Linked DNA regions of Homo sapiens: all the other regions are linked to region 1. Evidence: chromatin contacts called from ENCODE Hi-C or POLR2A ChIA-PET data. All regions are on one chromosome and are shown on one strand. The core of a region is the stretch at or near the end of the contact, and the rest is flanking DNA. Distances in the headings are between cores, read along the strand shown. Region 1 holds the start of GRK3 (G protein-coupled receptor kinase 3). Region 2 holds the start of ASPHD2 (aspartate beta-hydroxylase domain containing 2). Region 3 holds the start of HPS4 (HPS4 biogenesis of lysosomal organelles complex 3 subunit 2). Region 4 overlaps SEZ6L (seizure related 6 homolog like).

Region 1 (2,700 bases), core at 101-2,600:
TAGTACCTTAATAATAAATCATTTGAGAGAAAATTGCAACTTGGTATGCACCTCACCGAGCCCCTCGCCAATTCAATCGGGCCCTCCTTTGATAATTTAACAACAAATTCCTGTCTGGAATCACCCATTCAAGTGTCTTTTTAAGTGACTCCTGTTTCAATTTTTTAATAAAGTGCCACCAGTAGATCTACAAGTTGAGGAAAGCAGCTCAGGTGACACACTTGGCACCAAAAAGAATACTGAGTGGGTCAAAATCCTGCCCGGGGACAAAATAGAAGAGAAGCCGAAGAAGGTGACTAGACTTAATAGACTTCAAGAAGAGCAAGTACTGAAAACAGCAGTTTAACTACCTCGGACAATAAGCAACAAGCCTGCAGTCCCCAGGTAAGCGGCCCAGAGGGAGGTGAGAGGATGGAGTTGGAAAGGGGGACCAATGAGCCCGGGAAGAAGGAGCGACCAGGATGGAGCGCAAAGCAGTGACAGGCAAGGAGCCAACGGGGACTACACCAATGCAACAGGAAGAACCACGGGGATGGGACAGGGCAGGACAGGACAGGGCTGGGGGGAGGGGGCGACAGGGATGGAGCTGGTCCAGCCAAGTCATAACCAGACCCTGGCTGGGGCGCTCGCTGCGCGCAGGGCGCCGCGCCGGGCACTTTGGAGCGCTCTCTCCCGGGGTGCCCCCCACCGGCCCTCCGATGCCCCATTTCAGAGACTGGAACGACGAGGCCGGCCCCGCATCGCCCGCTCCGCTGTGTCACCCGCCCCGGGGCAGCGGAGGCTCAGCGCCCGACCCTCCAGGAAGCAGGGGGTAGCTGGCGGCCGCAGGGGGCGGCGGCTTGGGGCCGGCGCCGGCCGGGGCAGCTGGTACCTGGGCTCCGGCAGGACGATCCTCTTGCTGGCGCGGGCGGCCGGGGTCGCCTTGCTCTTCTCCATGGCCATCAGGTAACTGACATCGGCCAGCACAGCCTCCAGGTCCGCCATGTTGGCGAGCTTTGGCGGCGGCGGCGGCGGTTACTCCGGACCTGGACGGGACGCGCGCCCGCCGCCGCCGCCCGCCGCGCCCCGACCTGGGGGGGCCGCCCCGGGGCAGCCCCCCCCTCCGCGCGCCCCCGCCCCGCGCGCGCGCCGCGCGCCCCACTAGCGCTCTGCGCGCGCCGCAGGCTGTAGCCGGCCGGGGTCGCAGCACGCCTCCCCGCTCCGCCCCCTCGCGCGCCGCCCGGCGCCCCGCGCACGCGCGCCGCCCCCTGCTCCTTCAGCGAGGGTCTGCGGGGAGCGCGCGTCCAACGGTCAGCGCCCCTCAGTGCACAGTCCCAGCGGCCTCGCTGGGCCGGCGCCTCCCGACCAAGTCTCTACGGTCGCCCTCCCCTCGGGGTGGCCACGAGGGACTCCTCCTCCTCTTCCTCCTCCCCTCCCTCCCCCTCGGTCTCCGCCTCCTCCTTCTCCTCCTCCTTCACTGCCCCGACCTCCCGCCCCAGGTTCCACGCGCTCTGATGCCCGCCCCGCTCACCCAGAGAAGCCCTGGGCCAGACGTCCACAACCCAAGGGGTTATGGGGAGGCCTCTGCTCCCTGGACACAGTAGTTCTCAAACTGGACAGTGTCAATCAGCATCCTCCGGGAGGTCTGGGGTGGCCCCGGAAATACATGTGTCCCACCTATCCCAGCAGGTAATGATGAAACTCCTGCTCTGGTCCGGGCTACCGGTGAACAGCGCCCAGCGGGCCGGGCCCCCAACCTCGCTCCTGAGCCTGAACATCCCCCCAACCCCACCGTGAGAATTCAGCGAAGAGTAAAAGCTGGAAAAAGTTGCGTGTCTTAGGCTAAGCAGAACAAAGTGGGGTGACGGCTCCCCGGCTAGGAACAGAGATGCCCTTAGGGAGCCCTCTGATGGAAGAGCTCTCCGCTTAAGAAGGTCACCACTCCCTTACACTCAGGTGAGAGGTTTTAGTTTGGGTGTTGAAATGGTGTTGAGAAATAGAAGGAGAGAGAGTATTCCTGTCGTTAGGGTTTTACGGTCAATACAAGAGACAATTAGGGAGCATCTGCTGCGAGCACACTCGCACCACGAGGGTGATTTAGGGAAGTGGAAAAGCGAGATACAGCCCAAACACCGAAGCTGGGGGGAATTTCCAGCTTCCTGATCTTCGGTCTCGGTGTCTTTCATCATCACTCCACCCCGATGCCTGGGGTTTTCAGTTGCTTATTTTTCTACAGTGTGCACACAAGTCCGCATTCAGGATCCATGTGACACTCAGGCTGGAGTGGTGGTAAGGGACACGCAGGCAGTCTTAGGAAGACCTAAGCTGGAAATTAATGTTTTAAAATCCCTTTCATTCACCTGAATTGGTCACGTATTTCCATGAGCCTAGACGTTGCTAGAATTTGAGTGAACGTTCTGTCCATAACTTACAGGGTTAACGGGACCCACCAGATACAGTTAAGGTCAAATTTCAGATATTTCATGTAATGTCATTGCAGAAGCAGCCTGATTCTGTCATCAAATAGCCTGTTTCCCTCTTTTGTTTTCTCTCCCACGCCACAGCCCCCCTCAATCTGATTCCCTGCTATGCCTGCCATCACCACTGGCCAGTTTTACCACATGCTTCTCAAGACCCAAGGCACAATAGGCATAAAGTTGTCCTGAAAAGGACAAGAGGAGTGTCAGAAGTAGGAATGGCAGTTGAAGGAGCTTCGTCTGC
Region 2 (2,700 bases), core at 74-2,573, 860 kb before region 1:
GTGGGGAGAGGAGAGACTCTCTCCCCCGACAGCTCCTTGCCCAGTGACCACAGTAGCTTCCAGCTTCCTTCGCACATCTGTTCATTGTCATCTGTGTTATTTCTGTCCTCATCAGGGATGGGGACATCTCATTGCAGCTCTGCACTTTAATAATAAGCAACCCCAGATCTTCCAGCTCAGTTGGCTCTGGGGAATTGAGTCCAAATCCATGGCCAGTTGGAGAGCAAGTCCAATCCAAGACAACTTCTCACACCATGAACACCTGGGAGAGCCGGTGTCAGGCCTGACCTGGTCAGCCTAGTTCAGATGTCCATTCCCAGAGGCTGCCTAATGCCAAAGAGTGTCTGCTCACCCTCAGGATGAGGCCAAGTCACCCTGGAAGCCCCCCAGTGAGCAGCACTGGGCAAGGTGTGTGATGCCTGTCACCCTCTCCACTCAGGAGCCAGAGAGATGCCGTGGGGCCAGCCCTTCCCGGTGCAGACCTGGGGACCTTCCCTCTCTTGGCCAGCTTCTCAGCACCCACCTGCCCTGGAGAGTGGGAAAGAGGGGAGGGCTGAAGATGGGTTAGCACAGATGGTGACCACCAGGAGGTCAGGGGAGGAGGGGGATGGGACGATGGAAAGGTGAGTGTTGCCCGGAAAAGTGGACGATCAGCTCAAGATTGTGGAAGGAGGTTTATGGCGCCTCATAATTCGTGGGACAGGGGAGGAGGGTCACCACGTGAAATATGGGAAGTGGGTGATGCTGAGGGCTGGGGGAGGGGACAGGAGGTGAGGAAAGAGGGGTCACAGGGGAGAAGGGAGATGGAGGAAGGGACCACGATGGGGCAGGGAAGAGGAGTAGGAGGAGGTCTAGGGAGGGTGATGCCCGGCTCCGAGGCGGCGGCGCTTAGCACGTACGAGCACTGGCCTCGGCCGGGCCGGGATGCGGGCGCCCGGGTCCCGGAGCATCCTCGGCGGGGGCGGCGGCGGCGGCGGCGCCGGTAAGGGAGGGCCGTGGGCCTGCAGCTGCCGGGCTCCCGCCTCCAACCCCTGTCCTGGGGTCGGCCCAGCCGCGCCGCCCTCCCGCCCCGGCAGCCCCCGGAGACGAAGCTTACCTGCGCCCGGGCGCGCGGACGGCTGCCGGGACCCAGGAGACGCCGCCGCCCGAGGGCGCGGACCCGCGGACGGCCCCTGCCCGGCGCCGCGGAGCCGCCGCCTGGCTGCTGCCCAGCCCACGCCGCGGGAGCCCGAGCCGGAGCCCGAGCCCGAGCCTAAGCCGCGCCGGTGCCCCTGCCGGTGCCGACGCCGCGCTGCGCTCCGCGGGGCCGCGAAGACCACAACTCCCACAATGCCGCGCGCGCTGGGCCGCCGGGGGAGGGGGTACGGGGGGGCGGGGCCTGCGGGGCGGGGCCGGGGACCCCCCTGCACCCGGCACCTGCGCTCGCAGTGCGGGAGGCGACCCGAGGCCGCGCCCGCCGCCGCTCCGGAGGGTCCTGGCAGTGCGCCCCGAGACGCAGCGCCCGCCCAGCCCGAGGTTGCGCGCAGGCGGCGACGGGCGTGCAGTCATTCATTAAGAAAGGCTCGCGTCGCTTCCTTCGCTCTTTCGTTTTTCGCTCTGTGTCTTTCTCAGTTCTCCCTCCCTCTGTCTCTCTGTTCCTCTCTGAGTCGCCCTCGTCTCCATTTCCTCCTTTTCATTCTCTTTCACTTCCCCCCCACCTCACTTCCTCTCGCCCTAACGCCTTCTTTCCTTTATTGATGGACTCAACACGGACTTCTGAGGCCCTCAGGCACTTGGAATGGAACCGCAAATCAAACCAGATTCTTAGTCTCATGGAAAACTCATTCGCTCAGTACAGTAATGATGGGCCAGCCTGGGTCCCCGTCCCTGCCAGCTGCGCTGAGCGTGCGCGGTGAGCGCTCAGGCCCGCCCTGCCCTCAGTGAGCCACCGTCTAGCGGGAGGGGACCCTCACCCCCGGGTAGGGTTTAGGAGGGGAAGTACAGGCAGGACGGTTGTCTGACCAGGGGACTGATGAGCTGCGAATGGAGGCCCCAAGGAGGCTGCTTGGAGGAGGTGACGTTTGAGCTAAGACCTGGGGGAGACTAACAGTGGCTACGGGATGTGTTAGGGGCGCCAGGGAAACTGCATGGGTGGGTTCTGGGAGCATAGAGTAGGATGGCCCGCCCACAATCCATCTGTCTCTGTCCCAGACCCACCTCTCTTGTGTCCCAGAATTTATCTCTAACATGGCCCAGAAGCCACCTCATGTCTGTCCCAGAATCCATTTCTCATCCCTATTCCAGAAGCCACCTTCACCCTGTTCCAGAACGTACCTCCTTCCTGTTCCAGAACCCACCTCCCTCCCTGTCCCAGGACCCACCTCCACCCTGTGCCAGAACTCACCTCCTTCCTGTTACAGAACCCACCTCCTCCCTCTTCCAGAACCCACCTCCTCCCTCTTCCAGAGCCCACCTCCTCCCTCTTCCAGAACCTACCTTCTTTCTGTCCCAGGACCCACTTCCACCCTGTCCCAGGACCCACCTCCTCCCTGTCCCAGGACCCACCTCCACCCTGTCCCAGAGCCCACCTCCTCCCTATTCCAGAAGCCACCTTCACCCTGTTCCAGAACATACCTCCTTCCTGTTCCAGAACCCACCTACTCCCTGTCCCAGGACCCACCTTCACCCTGTGCCAGAACCTACCTCCTTCCTGCTACAGAA
Region 3 (2,700 bases), core at 81-2,580, 920 kb before region 1:
CCCCTAGGCACATTCACTCTCACTGGCATCCTCTGAGAGCTTAAAAATAATCGCAGGTGCTTTTTATTCAGGCTGAGCCAAATGGTCAGCAACTTTCTCTTCAGAGGTAAACTCTGGGACATTACTGCCTCTTGACCCTAATTCTAGGGGAGAGGAGCACACAAAATTAATCTAATTTCTCCCCTTGTGACGGCCCTTCGGATGCTGATCTTAAGTGCTAACTAAAGCTGTTATTTATTGAGCCTAAACAAAACTGCGAATAAAGATAATAATACTAAATAACAATAATAAGTAACATTTATTGAGTGTTTCCTCTGTATTAGGCACTCTCTATGTACTTTCTAAGGTACAGAGCAAGGTATGTGAGAATCTGGGCTGGGATAAGCAACAAGCATAATGGAAAGCTGGAAGCACTGGTTTTTGTCACAAAGACCTGGGTTTGAAATCTGGTTCCACACATTTTCTTTGTCTCTTTGAGAATCAGTGAGCTACCAGGGTCCTAGTATGCCTGCAATGTTTAACATAAAGTGTGTAGAATGATTAAGCTAATGTCAGGCACATAGCAGCTGCCTGATGATAGCAGTCACGTGTTCATGTTGCTTCCCTCGTGTCACCACCACCAATAATATCAACATCGGCATAATATTAATAGCAAACACTGGCACAGTGCTTACCACGTGCCAGAAAATGGTTTCCGTTTACTAATTCATTGAATCCTCAAAACAAACCTACGTATGTACTATTTTCATCCCCATCTCACAGATGAGAAAACTGAGGCACAGAGATTATAAATTGTCCAAGGTCACGCAGCTGTAACCGTAATAAAAGGAAAGACGACCTTTAACTGAGCGCTTACTATAATCCACATCTTTAATGAGCTCGTTACCTACGTTAACTCTTCACAATAACTCCTTAAAGGGTGTGCATTATATCTCCACTCTACAGATGGGGAGACTGTGGCTCAGAATTGCCCATGGGCGCAAAGATTCCATCAGGGCCGAGCCTGCACTCACTCAGCCTCCCAGATGCGACGAAGCACGACTCCGCTGTCAGACTCGAACTCCGCCTCGGGGCCCCGGGGCGCCGCCTCTCTCCCCCGGGGCGCCGCCTCTCTCCCCCGGGGCGCCGCCTCCCTCCGCCGCGGCCGTCGAGCCGCGGAGCGCCTCTTCCGCGGAGCCGCCGCCTGCCAGGATTCCAGCGCCGCAGCTGCGGCCGCAGCCATTGGTCTCTGACGTCAGCGGCGTGCGGCGCACTCGGCACGTCATCGCCGCGCGCCGGCTTGCCAGGAGCTGGAGGGGGAGGTAGGCGGGGCGGCGCGTGACCTAAGGCCTCTCTGCCGCGCGCGCAGGTACGGGGCAGAAGTCGCAGGTACCCAGCTGCTGCCCACATTTCTGGTCCAGAGTCCCGAACCCCGAGCACTGGGATGCCTGGCTACTCCGGTGGGTGGGCGGCGCTCGGAGCGCGGGGATACCGAGGGGCGGGCCCCCAGCTTAGAGCGTGACCCGACCCCGCCTAATCCTTAGGCGTTCGCCCACCATTTCCCAGTCCCGTAGAGCTGGGGCCAGACACCGCACAGCCCTAGTGCTGTTACCAGTCGCTGCCTGCGCCCCGGGGGCTGCGCCCAGCAGCTTCCTGGCCCTTTTCCAGCCATTAGCGTCCGTTTTCCAGCCCTGCTGCCCCACTGAGGCCCCTTCCCACAGCAGTATCACCAGCCCCAGCCCCGCGTTGTTACTATTACTTCCCAGGCTACCAGATCCTTTTCTGCTCATGTTCCGACGTCTCTTCCTACTCCAGGGCCATTATTGGTCTCTTCTGGACCTTTCAGAGATAAGAGAGGACCTCGGTAGTGTAGGGCCCAGTCCTCTGGGAACAAGGGATGGGGAGTTTTAGGCTGCTGTCCTTGGTTCCAGTAACAGAGATACCCCCTCCACAGGCACCCAAATATGCTCCATAGAATACAATGAGTGTGGTCCTGTGGAGGCCCAATCCAAAATATCTAGAGCTGAGAAGAGATAGAGATTTTACAGGCCGTCAAATATTCAATGGGGGTCGTCTCTAGAGACTTTTAACAAACTGTATTGTGTACCCACAGATTGCAGAATGGTGAGCAAACATTTGAGACCATGTTGCTAAAGCATTAAGCTTGGAGAAAGTGACAGTAAGAATTAGACAATAGTTTTGAAGTGACCAAGAGGTTGTCACATGGAAGAATTAGACCTTGTTTTGTGTTTTCCTGCAGAGCGTTATCCAGACTAGCGAGTGGGAGGCAGATGTAAAATCTGGAACGCAGATTTTAGTTTGTTGGAAGGAGAAATGTAACATAGTGAACCACGCATCTCTGGAGGGTGTAAAGCAGAGACAGCCAAGGTAATTTTTGGAAAAGAGTGCAGGAGAGTAGAGTAAACGATGCCAGGGTTCCTTCCGACTCTGAAATTCCGTGATACACTGAGCTGTCTTTCTCTTGTGGAAGTTTGAAAGCCATTTGATAAAGTTCTCTTCATTTTTTAGAAATTTGCCCTGCTCTGGAATTCTGCATGTTCAGGTTACTTTTGGACTGTCAAGATGACAGTTCCTTAATTTGGGTTCCATTATTACCACAGCAACTGGTTTATTTGTATAGCTGTCCACACCTAGAGCATTTTCACCCTGTCATTTGATTTTATCTTCCGTGAAGCTTGTGGTGTGTTTCCCTTAACTGTT
Region 4 (2,700 bases), core at 187-2,686, 730 kb before region 1:
GTGTGTGTGTAAGGGAGAATTTAGTCAGGTCTCAATGCCTAATTTGAAGACTTACGCTTTTATGAGTAGGGCTTGGAACTTTAGTTTCTCTGCCTCTCCTCTAAACAGGGCAGGCCTTACCCACAAGCTCTTCTTCCTTCAGGCCCTATATCTTATCCTCTTTTCTCTTTGATGAACTCCTACTCATTCACCAAAGCCCCATTAAAATTGCCCTCCTCTATGAGACCTTCCCTGATTGCCAAGGAGTTTGCCTGTTCCTTTGCTGCGATTCTACAACAACCTCTAAAACACCAATTAGAGTCCCTACTAAATGGCATCCTACGTATTTCTCTTTTAGGGCAGGCATTGCATCAGTTTTTTACATCAACATATTCTCCTGTGTCAACAGCTTTGCCTGGTGCATTCTAATTGCTCAATGAATGAACTCTACTGTGCCTGGTAAAAGGCTCCACACAGTACTGGACACATACTGGGTCCAATACTCTTCATGACATGGAGGAAAGGGTTCTTAAGCACTATAATAATCTGGACTGCAGGTTTTCTCCAGTTTATTTTAATTCCATGAACAATTATTAAGGACCTACAATGTGCCACACACTTGTGCAAAGCTCTGGGGACTGCAAAGACTACAGGTTCTACTGCTGAGGGGCTTACCTTTTGTCTCTCTTATACAAGTAAAACAAAAACAAAAACAAAAAACCTTCCTAAGGTAAGGTCATACACCTGCCCCAGCTCAGAAACTTTTGATGGCTCTTTATTTCCCATGAGAAAAAGGAACACATTCAGGGTGATTAGCATACTGAAGATAATGGATAACATGCACTGCATGGTCGCGATTTCTGCTGGGCTCTGACCAAATGATTTCTCTCTCTCTCCTCCCTCTCTCTCTGCTGGGCTGTGGCCAAATGATCTCTGCATTGTCATATTTACTGCTCCCCCAAACTTTACAAAGCAGTAACATTATTCCTATTTTATTGATCGGGAAACTGAGGCTCAGAGAGGTGAAGTTCCTTGTTCAAAGTCACGCAGTTTTAACTGGAAGAGGTAGGACTTAAAACCCAGATGTTTGAGCATTATGCCACCCTGCTTTTCCTTTCTTACTGTATGGGCAAAAGTTTAAGAATAAAATGTCCTAATAACCAGAAAATGAAGGAAAGCAAGCAAGCAAGCAAGAAAGAAAGAAAGAAAGAAAGAAAGAGAAAGAGAAAGAAGCAAGAAAGCAGGAAGCAAGCAAGCAAGCAAGAAAGAAAGAAAGAAAGAGAAAGAGAAAGAAGCAAGAAAGCAGGAAGCAAGCAAGCAAGCAAGAAAGAAAGAGAAAGAGAAATAAGGAAGCAAGCAAGCAAGAAAGAATCAAATGAATCAGGTGGAGCTTCCGTGTGTGTGTGTGTGTGTGTGTGTGTGTGTGTGTGTTTATGCACGTGCATGCGTGTGTGTATGTGTGTGTGAGATAAGCAGAGTATCAAGGGATTTTCCTTCTGGGAAATACCTCAGAATTTGTCAGCATGTTCCCTCTATCCCCACAAGCTATTTTAGCAAAGCATTGAGTTAAGAACTCCTACTCATTCGCCAAAACCCAGCTAAAGTTGGCCTGGTTGGGCAAAGACAGAACCAAACTAGTTAGCATAACAGTAAGCCTGACTCAGACAATCCTCCTGAGACTTCCTGCTAGACGAGGCAGCCTCTGTGAGGTACTCTCCTGGGGTTACCTGGAGCTCCACCCCATAGCCAGTGTAGACTGTCACGTTGTATGTGCACTCCAGAAAGTTGTTGAGGGGCAGCAGTGGGTAGTCGCTGGAGTCAATGTACCCCTCAGGATTGGAGAAGCTCACACTGCAGAGAGCTGGAAGGAAGGACTTTAATTAGGACACCAAAGACAACTTGGATGTAAGCTCAACCATGGGCTGTGGGGTGGAATGGGGGCTTTAGGGGAACCTGCATTTTGCTGTTCCCATCTGTCCTTCTGCTGTTAATTCCTCAGCTCCAGAATTGACATGATAATAAAAATAGCAATAATTGACACAGAATGATCACTTACTATATCCTGCTAGGCACCATTTTAGCTAGTCAACAGGGGTGACCCCACTTATTCTCATAGGGACTGATAATATTTCATCCCCAGTTTAGAGGGAAGTAAACAAAAGCTCAGAGAGGGGCCGAGCTCAAACAGCAAGCAGGATTTGGACCCAGAGCTCACGTGCTTTGAAGGGTGGCCACATTGCACTTGTCCAAAATCCATGTATGCTTGACAATTGGGGGTCCTTCTCCCATTTTAAAGATGGTAGAGAAGACTGGAACACAGAAGAGCATTTTATCAAGTCTAGAAAATACATGTAATGCTAAAAGCAAATGTGCTTTGAAAAGGCTAGTGGCTTTGAAGCAGGTTAAATGAAGAATTCCGTTCCAAGATGAAAAGGTTTTGAATCTTGCTCATTAGCTGTGTGACCTTTGGCAGGTTGCTTGGGGGTCTCAGGGTTTCAGTTGTCTCATCTTTAAAATGGGGATGTTGGCTGAGTGTCCTGGCTCATGCCTGTAATCCCAGTGCTTTGGGAGGCTGAGGTGGGAGGATTGCTTGAGCCCAGGAGTTCCCCAGCCTGGACAATAAGCAAGACCCCCTTTCTACAAAAAACAAAAAAATTAGCTGGACATCATAGTGCATGCTTGTAGTCCCAGCTACTCAAGAGGCTGAGGCAAGAGGATCAC

What was found. A loop is a pair of places that touch in the nucleus more often than their neighbours do. ChIA-PET counts read pairs that join two places held with the same protein, here RNA polymerase II (POLR2A). Pooled maps may share reads with other maps.
Region 2: a map with no recorded cell type shows a loop between it and region 1 (11-fold over the local background). The contact joins the promoter of ASPHD2 here to the promoter of GRK3 in region 1. A Hi-C loop is called at or near these places in 5 of 37 single-sample maps with no recorded cell type and 6 of 50 pooled maps.
Region 3: a pooled map shows a loop between it and region 1 (4-fold over the local background). The contact joins the promoter of HPS4 here to the promoter of GRK3 in region 1. A Hi-C loop is called at or near these places in 6 of 50 pooled maps.
Region 4: a pooled map shows a loop between it and region 1 (10-fold over the local background). The contact joins the enhancer-like site here to the promoter of GRK3 in region 1. A Hi-C loop is called at or near these places in 4 of 50 pooled maps. POLR2A ChIA-PET finds 5 or more read pairs at or near these places in 2 of 52 experiments (GM12878 and activated B cell).

Annotation. Positions count from the first base shown.
Region 1 is chr22:25,563,325-25,566,024 of GRCh38, reverse strand. GRK3 (G protein-coupled receptor kinase 3) reads right to left here and starts at 1,350. Exons shown (of 21, transcript NM_005160.4): 1 at 872-1,350. The coding sequence starts at 984. It overlaps GRK3-AS1 (GRK3 antisense RNA 1), which reads left to right and starts at 609. Exons shown (of 4, transcript NR_183564.1): 1 at 609-945; 2 at 1,666-1,935; 3 at 2,544-2,700. RefSeq lists an enhancer at 138-653 and silencers at 765-1,014, 1,325-1,424.
Region 2 is chr22:26,427,883-26,430,582 of GRCh38, reverse strand. It overlaps ASPHD2 (aspartate beta-hydroxylase domain containing 2), which reads right to left and starts at 1,323. Exons shown (of 4, transcript NM_020437.5): 1 at 1,097-1,323. RefSeq lists silencers at 1,173-1,232, 1,353-1,482.
Region 3 is chr22:26,482,413-26,485,112 of GRCh38, reverse strand. HPS4 (HPS4 biogenesis of lysosomal organelles complex 3 subunit 2) reads left to right here and starts at 1,330. Exons shown (of 14, transcript NM_022081.6): 1 at 1,330-1,439. It overlaps SRRD (SRR1 domain containing), which reads right to left and starts at 1,236. Exons shown (of 7, transcript NM_001013694.3): 1 at 1,014-1,236. The coding sequence starts at 1,222. RefSeq lists a silencer at 1,053-1,142 and an enhancer at 1,163-1,282.
Region 4 is chr22:26,293,432-26,296,131 of GRCh38, reverse strand. SEZ6L (seizure related 6 homolog like) reads right to left here. Exons shown (of 17, transcript NM_021115.5): 3 at 1,707-1,840. Among named protein-coding and RNA genes, the nearest start is that of SEZ6L-AS1, 48 kb to the right of the region's middle. Within about 2 kb of position 1,436, at least 3 of the 41 ENCODE cell types and tissues checked have a DNase peak (open chromatin) inside an H3K27ac peak, as active enhancers do.